Regions from separate parts of the Homo sapiens genome. Here region 1 is linked to region 2. A link is an interaction called in ENCODE POLR2A ChIA-PET data of the cell type or tissue named here. Cell type or tissue: B cell. All regions are shown on one strand.

Evidence for each region. ChIA-PET counts read pairs that join two places held together with the same protein. Peaks named below come from ENCODE experiments on the same cell type or tissue, not always from the same donor. Only the 100,000 strongest peaks of a DNase experiment are listed, where the experiment ranks them.
Region 1: POLR2A ChIA-PET joins it to region 2 with 5 read pairs; 1 of 35 experiments calls an interaction of 5 or more read pairs at or near these places.

Annotation. Positions count from the first base shown.
Region 1 is chr21:44,357,411-44,362,410 of GRCh38, forward strand. All of the region lies in intron 2 of TRPM2 (transient receptor potential cation channel subfamily M member 2), which reads left to right. Among named protein-coding and RNA genes, the nearest start is that of TRPM2, 6.3 kb to the left of the region's middle. In B cell, CTCF peaks have their summits at 3,113 and 3,324; a DNase peak (open chromatin) is centred at 2,961; H3K4me3 peaks cover 346 bases; H3K27ac peaks cover 331 bases.
Region 2 is chr21:44,882,362-44,887,361 of GRCh38, forward strand. ITGB2 (integrin subunit beta 2) reads right to left here. Exons shown (of 16, transcript NM_000211.5): 15 at 4,375-4,541; 16 at 3,592-4,069. The coding sequence ends at 4,007. Among named protein-coding and RNA genes, the nearest start is that of PTTG1IP, 11 kb to the left of the region's middle. In B cell, no CTCF peak of the experiment used is centred here; a DNase peak (open chromatin) is centred at 70; H3K27ac peaks cover 660 bases.

The DNA of each region.
Region 1 (5,000 bases), 520 kb before region 2:
AGGACTCACAGCTGTGCACACAGCTAAGGTTTATCATGGTGAAGGCCTACGTGATGGGCTTGGCAAGGGAGAAAGACACAGGCCGAGTCTGGAGAATCTGAGGGCAGGCTGCTGCGGCTCTCCTGTGCAGGCGCCATGCATGCTCCTTCCTCTAGCCGAGAAGCACGTGGCCACCTGCAAAGCCCATTCGAGGCTCAGAGCCCAGGGCGTGCATCCTGCGCTGGCCACGTGGGCCCCTCTGCATGGCAACCACCCAAATCCCAGACTCCCAGCAGGAAAGCAGCTGTTCAGCACAAACCCATTGCAGGAACAGTCCAGGCCCGGCAAAGCACTCCTAGCAGTCAGGGGACGGAGAGACGCTCCAAAAGCCCCGTTCCCAGACACCACCTTGAAAGCAGGCCCCTCTGAGAAGGCAACCTGAGATCTGCTGCACCGAGTCTGTCCCGCACAGAAGCCGCTCTCATCTCACCAACCACGGTGGTCACTGCAGCAGGATGGGAAGAGGGACCAGGTGTGTTCCTGGCTGTTCCTTCCTGAGGAGTGGATGGAATGTCCCTCCTTCTTGTGGAAAGACCAGGGCGGAACGAGTGGTGAGCATCGTCTGCCACAAACACAGCTTTTCAAGCAGATTTATTTATACCACTTACATGTTTCCATTAAGCATGGTAGGGTCTTCCTACCCCACTCGTCCAGACCTGGAGCCCCTCGACACCCGCCCGGGTAATCCCACTGCTTAGCCCCACGTCCTGGTAACCCTCCTCAGCTCTGCACAGACTCGTCTCATTTCCGTGTCTGCTGTGGCCACCCTGGTCCAGACCTTTGTGCTCACATTTTGCCACCATGGATCTCATGACCTTGGGCAGATGACTTCTCTTCCCTGGGCCACCAATCCTCATCTGTGAGCGCAGAGACTGGAGGGGATGCCTCAGAATTCACGCGCACATGCGGTGGGGGTGGGGAGGCAGGGAGCCCCCCTTGGGTGGCAGGAAGGAGCCCAGGTTGGAGAGAATACACCTCCAAGAGCTCTCATTTCCCGTGGGGTGCCGGGGGTGGTGTCCCGTTTACGCCTATCTGGGCCGAGTTCCGAGCGAGCTCTCCGGCGATGTAATTTCTGGATCAGTGTCCGCAATGCAGTTTCCAGCATCACATCAGGCTTGCAAACGCCATGCAGGTTCAAGTTCCAATCTCATCAGAGGTGATCGTTCAAGGACAAGAGGGACAGGAGGTAGCTTGTGATAGGCTGTTAGGAACATACAAGGACATTTGGGGCAGCATTGGAGCAAGACGGGAGAGCTCAGGTCCTTGTCTAGGGAACTCCTTTCCCCACCTCCGACCCAGGTCTCTCATCCATAAACAGTGGAGGTCACATTGTGTCCGGAGTTGGTTCCTTCCCGGGGGTCTTGGTCTCGCTGACTTCAAGAGTGAAGCCGGGGACCTTCGCGGTGAGTGTCACAGCTCTTGAAGATGGCAGGGACCCAAAGAGTGAGCAGCAGCAAGATATATTGTGAAGAGCGAAAGAACAAAGACTCCTCAGCGTGAAAGGGGACCCGAGCAGTTTGCCGCTGCTGGCTGGAGGGGTGGCCAGCTTTTATTCCCTTATTTGTCCCCGCCCGTGTCCTGCTGATTGGTCCATTTTACAGAGCGCTGATTGGTCCATTTTACAGAGCACTGCTTGGTCCATTTTACAGTGTGCTGATTGGTCCATTTTACAGAGCACTGCTTGGTCCATTTTACAGTGTGCTGATTGGTCCATTTTACAGAGCATGGCTTGGTCCATTTTACAGTGTGCGGATTGGTCCATTTTACAGAGCACCAATTGGTCCATTTTATGGTGTGCTGATTGGCGCATTTTACAATCCTCTTGTAAGACAGAAAAGTTCTCCAAGTCCGCACCCAACCCAGAAGTCTAGCTGGCTTCACCTCTCAACATCAGGTGCTCGCAAGATCCCTGCAAGTCTGAAGTGCCTTGAGCGTGACCTTAGGGGTTTGTACGGATTTGGATTTGTAGGGTGCACATCCGGGAGGAATTATTTTTTCCATTTTAATGATTGAGAAACTGAGTGTAGAAACATCCGAGATCACACAGTCAATACGTGGCGGGGAAACCTGTTTCCTTTCTCACTGCTCAGTGGTCTTTCCCCTGTGCCATCTGGTTCAGGTTTCATCTGGTTTTAGAGTTTTTTTGTTTGTTTTTTTTTAATTCCCTTATTTGTCCCCGCCCATGTCCTGCTGATTGGTCCATTTTACAGAGCGCTGATTGGTCCATTTTACAGAGCACTGATTGGTCCATTTTTTTCCTGTCTCATCTGTGTATATATATACACATATATATGTATATATATATATATTTTTTTTGAGACGGAGTCTTGCTCTGTCACCCAGGCTGGAGTGCAATGGCCTGATCTTGGCTCACTGCAACCTCCACCTCCCGGGCTCAAGCGATTCTCCTGCCTCAGCCTCCTGAGTAGCGGGGACTACAGCTGTGCACCATCACACCTGGCTAATTTTTGTATTTTTAGTAGAGACAGGGTTTCACCATATTAGCCAGGCTGGTCTCGAACTCTTGATGTTGTGACCCGCCCACCTCAGCCTCCCAAAGTGCTGGGATTACAGGCATGAGGCACCATGCCCAGCCTCATCTGAACTTTTCTAGGTTATTTGTTACCAGCAAAAAATTGGAATCTAAAAATATGGTGGATTTCCAATTAAACAAGTTACAAAGAACACATAAATTTATCTCTTCTTGCCCTGAAACACCAATGAATTGCAGTAAAGCAAAAAAAGACTTCAACCCACAAAGAAAAAAGAGGGAAGTTAGCAGTTGAAGAAAGAGATTGCCGCATTCTTGCCAGAGGAAGGGGAGGAGGCAGAGTAGCAGGTCCTGAAGGCTGGCGACTCGGGCAGCTCCTGCCGTCCCCAGGCGAGGGGAGGAGGTGGGAGACCTTGGGCGAGGTGCTAGCCCCATGTCGTCTGCTTGGAGCCTCCATTTGTGTGTGCTTTTAACTTTTTATTTTGAAATAATTACAGATGTACAGAAGTTCCAAAGATACTGCAGAAGGGCCCCACGGTTCCCCCTGTGGCTACATTCTGCATAACTGTAGTACAGTACCCAAGCCAGGAATTAAAGCTGGTAGAATGCATGTGTTTAGTTTTATGTCTTTTTTTTTTTTTTTTGAGATGGAGTTTTGCTCTGCTGCCCAGGCTGGAGTGCAGTGGCACCACACCAGCTCACTGCAATCTCCGCCTCCTGGGTTCAAGCAATTCTCCTGCCTCAGCCTCCTGAGTAGCTGGGACTACAGGTGAGCACTACCACGCCCAGCTAATGTTTATATTTTTAGTAGAGATGGGGTTTCACCATGTTGGTCAGGCTGGTCTCGGACTCGGGACCTCAACTGATCTGCCTGCCTCGGCCTCCCAAAGTGCTGGGATTACAGGTGTGAGCCACCGCTCTTGGCCTTATGTCATTTTTCACATGTGTATTTGTGTAACTACCACCGTGGTCAAGATACAGCACTGTCCATCTCCACCGAGCTCTTCCTGTACTTCCTCCGTATGGTCAGCTCACCTTCTCCCCCATCATCCCTGATCCCTGCAACCACCAGTCTTTCTTCATGCCTATCATTGTGTCATTTCAAGGATGTTACGTCAATGGAATCATACGCTACATGACCCGTGTCTTTTTCCCTCAGCACAGCGCACTTGATATCCATCCAAGTTGCTGCTTGTGTCAATATTATTATTATTATTATTTTTGATATGGAGTCTCATTCTCTGGAGTGCAATGGCACGATCTCAGCTTACTGCAACCTCCGCCTCCCGGCAACTGGGAGTAGCTGGGACTACAGGCATGCGCCACCACGCCTGGCTAATTTTTGTATTTTCAGTAGAGACAGGGCTTCACCATGTTGTCCAGGATGGCTTTGAACTCCTGACCTCAAATGATCCACTCGCCTTGGCCTCCCACAGTGCTGGGATTACAGGTGTGAGCTACCACACTCGGCGTTGTGTCAACATTATTTAACTGCTGAATATTCCTTTCCCTTTCGCCTTGCCTGTGTCATTACACTTCAAGTGAGATTTTGGTAGACGTCAAATAATTGGGTCCTATTTTTTTAAATACATTCTGTCAATCTGTTTTTTAATTGTCATATTTAGAAAATTTATATTTAGTGTAATTATTGGTATGTTAGGGCTTATGTCTGCCATTTTATTTTTTGTTTTCTGTTTGTTCTGTGTTTTTTTTTTGCCTTCTTGTGGGTTACTTGAACATTTTTTAGAATTCTATTTTGATTATTCATACTATTTTTGTTTTTTGGAGACAGAGTCTCACTCTGTTGCCCAGGCTGGAGTACAGTGGCACGATCTCGGCTCATTACACCCTCCACCTCGCTGGGCTCAGGTGATCCTCCCACCTCAGTCTCCTGAATAGCTGGGACTACAGACATGCACCACCATGCCCGGTTAATTTTTGTATTTTTGGTAGAGACAAGGTTTGGCCATGTTGGCCAGGCTGGTCTCAAGCTCCTGAGCTCAAGCAATCTGCCCACCTTGGCCTCCCAAAGTGTTCGGATTACAGGCGTGAGCCACTGCTTACACCATACTATTTTTGAGTGTATCTTCTTGTATCACTTTTTCTTAAAGGGGTTGCTCTAGATAGTATATTATATAATACAGCTTATCACAATCTGCTGATGTTGACATTTTACCAGTTTGAGTGAAATATAGAAACATTATCTCCTTTTACATCTCTGTCCCCTTCTTAATCTATAATATAATTGCTTGAAATATTTCTTCTACATATATTGAAATGAGGGCCGGGCATGGTGGCTTAAGCCTGTAATCCCAGCACTTTGGGAAGCTGAGGTGGGCGGATCACGAGGTCAGGAGATGGAGACCATCCTGGCTAACACGGTGAAACCCCGTCTCTACTAAAAATACAAAAAAAAAAAAAAAAAGCCAGATGTGGTGATGGCCGCCTGTGGTCGCAGCTACTTGGGAGG
Region 2 (5,000 bases):
AAAGTCCAAGACGCGTGGGCAGCCAAGCGAGGAGATGGGAGGAAACCTCAAACCCACCTCCCGAGGGGCTTGGGGATGGTGTTTTTCAGGGGTCTGGGCAGGTGATGGGGTCTGAGGCGTGGGGATCGCTGATTGGTGAGTATGAGTGGTGAAGTCACGGGATAGGGGATGAAGAAACCACATTCCTGAGCTGAGTCGGTTCCTTGGTGGGGCCTTCAGACCAGTTGGCGTCAGCTGTTCTGCTGGAATTCAGGGTGTGGGAAACACCTTAAGCAATTCTTGGCTTAAAAGGTCCAGGCTCAGAGATTCCACCTGTAGGAACAACGGGGAGCAGGTGATCCGTGTGCCTCGTGACTCTTGTTAAGTTAGCAGCTGCAGTGAGTTGGGTGGTGGTGCCTGCCACACCCTGGTCAGTGCCTAACTCCAATTCTGCCCAAAGCCTGCGTTGGAATTCTCAGTAACCCTGTGAGGAGGGTTTCACTCAGGGCTGGCATCTGATCTTTGCCGGACGTGCTCCAGGCCAGGCCCTCTGATTGCCTGGGTCACCTGAGGTCACCCTCCCCCATCCCTCCTTCCTGAGAGGGCATCACCACCCCGCACACACCCCTGTAGACCATACCTTGATGTCAATTTTTTTTTTTGAGATGGAATCTAGCTTTGTTGCCAGGCTGGAGTGCAGTGGCGCAATCTCGGCTCACCACAACTTCCGCCTCCTGGGTTCAAGCCATTCTCCTGCCTCAGCCTCCTGAGTAGCTGGGATTATAGGCACGTGCCGCCACACCAAGCTAATTTTTGTATTTTTAGTAGAGATGGGGTTTCACCATGTTGGCCAGGGTGGTCTCGATCTCCTGACCTTGTGATCTGCCCACCTCGGCCTGCCTCCCAAAGTGCTGGGATTACAGGCGTGAGCCACTGCGCCCAGCCAGTGTCGACAATTTGACCTCCATCTCCTAGCTTTGTCTAGTGGTTCTCAAACTACAGCGTGCATCAGTATCCCTGGAGGACCTGCAAAGCCCAGATTGCTGAGCCCACCCGGAGTGCTGCCGACTAGCTGGTCCAGGGCCAAGCCAAGAATGCGCCTCTGACAGGTTTCTAGGTGAGGCTTGTTCTGCTGCCAAGGCCAGCCTTGGGGAACTGAGGCTCAAGGCCAGCGGGTGTCCACCCTGGCTGCACAGCAGCCTCCCCGAGGAACACTGAACACCAGTCACGGCAGCCCTTCTCCGACAGGGCAGGGGCTTTTAAAGCCCCAGGTGCAGGCTGAGTGGGGACCCCTGAGCTGGGAAGTGAGCGGTGTTGGAGCATCTGGCCATTTCTAGCTCCTCCCACCTGCCCAGGTAAAGTCTCCCAGGCATATACAGTAAGAGGTTATCACACAGTTAGAAGTTCGTTTTTGGTTTGTTTGTTTGTTTGCTTTTTTTTTTTTTTTTTTTTTTTAAGATAGGGTCTTTCTCTGTCACCCTGGCTGGAGTGCAGTGGTGCAATCACAGCTCACTGCAACCCCCAACTCCCAGGCCTAAGCCGTCCTCCTAACTCAGCCTCCCAAGTAGCTGGGACTACAGGCATGTGCCACCACACTACTAATTTTTTTTAATGTTTAGTAGAGATGGAGTCTCACTGTTCAAGGCTGGGTCGCCAGGTGTGCTGTGTGACTCTTGTTAAGTTAACAGCTGCTAACTTAACAGCCTCAGGTTCAAGGCCGATCTCGAACTGCTAAACTCAACCAATCCTCCCACCTTGGCCTCCCAACGTGCTGGGATTACAGGCGTGAACCACCGTGCCTGGCCACAGTTACAATTTTAAAGTAGGGGACCTAAAGCAGATGCCACCCACATGTGCCCATTTGCAGGTCTGCAGTGGCCCTGGCAGTGTGGCCAGCTGTGTGACTTGCCCAGACAAACTAAGGGGTTTCCCAGGACAAAGGCCTTCCTGTGCTAGAACTGAGACGTTCACCAACTGCAACCACGGCCAGCAGCCTGCTTGTGTCCAGAGCTCTCAGGCAGGATCTGTGTGGAGCTTGGTGCTGAATTCTGCTCTGGGGCCGTGAGCAGCTTTGGCACAGCCCAGGGCTGTTTCCACACGTCCACTAAAGCAGTACTGGCTCCCTCCCCTCTGAGTACCCCAGTGGGAGGCAGAGGGGGCTCTGTAGACAGCCAGAGGGGAGGTGTAGACACAGTTGGAGGAGAGGTATAGACAGCTGGGGGGGAGATGTAGATAGCTGGAGGGAAGGAGTAGATGGCTGAAGGGAAGGCATAGACACAGCTGGAGGGGAAGTGTAGGCACAGCCAGAGGGGAGGTGTAGATGGCTAGAGGGGAGGTGTAGATGGCTGGAAGGGAGGTGTAGACGGCTGGAGAGGAGGTGTAGACAGCTGGAGGGGAGGTGTAGACTGCTGGAGGGGAGGTGTAGACTGCTGGAGGGGAGGTGTAGATGGCTGGAGAAGAGGTGTAGATGGCTGGAGGGGAGGTGTAGACTGCTGGAGGGGAGGTGTAGATGGCTGGATAAGAGGTGTAGATGGCTGGAAGGGAGGTGTAGACTGCTGGAGGGGAGGTGTAGATGGCTGGAGAGGAGGTGTAGACGGTTGGAGGGGAGGTGTAGACTGCTGGAGGGGAGGTGTAGACTGCTGGAGGGGAGGTGTAGATGGCTGGAGAAGAGGTGTAGACGGCTGGAGGGGAGGTGTAGACTGCTGGAGGGGAGGTGCAGACGGCTGGAGAAGAGGTGTAGACGGCTGGAGGGGAGGTGTAGACTGCTGGAGGGGAGGTGCAGACGGCTGGAGAAGAGGTGTAGACGGCTGGAGGGGAGGTGTAGACTGCTGGAGGGGAGGTGTAGATGGCTGGAGAAGAGGTGTAGACGGCTGGAGGGGAGGTGTAGAATGCTGGAGGGGAGGTGCAGACGGCTGGAGAGGAGGTGTATACGGCTGGAGGGGAGGTGTAGACTGCTGGAGGGGAGGTGTAGATGGCTGGAGAGGAGGTGTAGACGGCTGGAGGGGAGGTGTAGACTGCTGGAGGGGAGGTGCAGACGGCTGGAGAAGAGGTGTAGACAGCTGGAGGGGAGGTGTAGACTGCTGGAGGGGAGGTGTAGATGGCTGGAGAAGAGGTGTAGATGGCTGGAGGGGAGGTGTAGACTGCTGGAGGGGAGGTGTAGACGGCTGGAGAAGAGGTGTAGACGGCTGGAGGGGAGGTGTAGACTGCTGGAGGGGAGGTGTAGATGGCTGGAGGGGAGGTGTAGATGGCTGGAGGGGAGGTGTAGAGCTGGAGAGGAGGTGTAGATGGCTGGAGGGGAGGTGTAGATGGCTGGAGGGAGGGCAGACAGGTACCCGCTTTCCTGCTTTGCCTCTGCCCTGGCCAGGCTCCGCCGCAGGCACCTCTTTGGTGGGGCCACCACCGTTTACGGAAATGCACCTAGGATTTGGGACAGGGCCTCAGAGCGGGGCTCTGTATAGACCAGCAGGTGAGGAAGGAAAAGGGAAAACAGAACCTGCCCCATGGTCTGAAGCCAGCTGTGTGCCTGTGTGGCAAAGGTCAGCGGGCAGGACAGGGCCCACGTGTGCCTGGCCACCTTGCCAGTCGGGGGAATACAGCGGACACAGTGCCCAGTTTCCATGGACAGCCTGTATTGAAGTTTTATTTTTTTTCTATACACGTGATTGATTAACAATATAATTAATGGGATGTCATTTTATACCCTGACAAGTTTAAATGTAAATAAATTGGCACCACCTTTAATCAGACTGATGTCCTGACTTGCACAGGAAACACGCACCTAACCTCACCAACCTCAAGCCCTCCCTCCTCAAGTCTCCATGCAAAGACTGTGCCAGTCAGAGTGGAGCTGTCCCCCCGACGAGCCCCCAGAAGCACCCGGCCGGCCATGGCTGTCATTTTGAGGGCGGAAAATAACTGGATTTCTGGTTAATTGGTGACATCCTCAAGAGCTGTGGCAAGCCATGTCTCGGCCGCGTGATGGGGCAGACATGGTGGGTCCTGACGGCCTTGTCTTCACCAAGTGCTCCTAACTCTCAGCAAACTTGGGGTTCATGACCGTCGTGGTGGCGCTCTTGAAAAGGGGATTATCCTGGTGGGAAATGCAAACAGGGGCTTGTGAGTGTGGGAGGTTTTCAGAGCAGAATCTTTCTCCCTGAGGACACTCCCCGCATGGAAGCCGTCACTTTGAGGAAGAGCTAGACGTGGGGCAGCCCCCCCAGGGTCCCAGCACCGGCAGCCAAGCTCACCCACAGCGGCGGACGCCCAGAGGACAAGCTGCCTGGGGAGGCCGGGGTGCAGCCACACACGGGTGTCCACGGCCTCCCGCAGCAGGAGGTCGCATAGTGTGGGACGCACGTGCCCCTCTGCGTGGGACCCCCAAGGACGGCCACTTACATTGTTCCACTGGGACTTGAGCTTCTCCTTCTCAAAGCGCCTGTACTCCCGGAGGTCGCTCAGGTGGATCAGAGCCTTCCAGATGACCAGCAGGAGAATGCCGATCAGCACGATGCCTGCCACGGTGCCCCCGACGATGGCGGCGATGTTGGGGCCTGCCACACACTCTAGGGAAGAAGCAGCACACCTGAGCGTCAGTCCAGCCCCATCTCACTGAGCCGTGTGCCCACAGGTCCGAGGTCACCCCACAACACAGCACTTAGAGAGACGGAGGTTCCCAGGGCCCCGGCTCACCATCCATCACCATGGCCAGGGGTCAGTGAGAACCTGGCCCAGCCCCTGCTGGATTCCAGGCCAGGCCCTGTGGTTCCAAATGAAACCTAAGGGCCATTGCCACCACCCCTGCTGACAGAGAAGAAGGCAGGGCCAGGGTACCGGGCAGCCAGGACAGAGTGCTAATACTGGGGGGTAGGACACAGTGCGAGGGACCCCGCTCTCCTACAGCAGAGTTCAGAACCAGGCTCAGGGTCCCTGCTGGAGTTCACTCCCCATACTGTGAAAGTGATTTGTGGTCGTCAAGGACAAGACCAGAGACCAGAGCTCAGCAGGTGAGGCCGGTGCCAGGA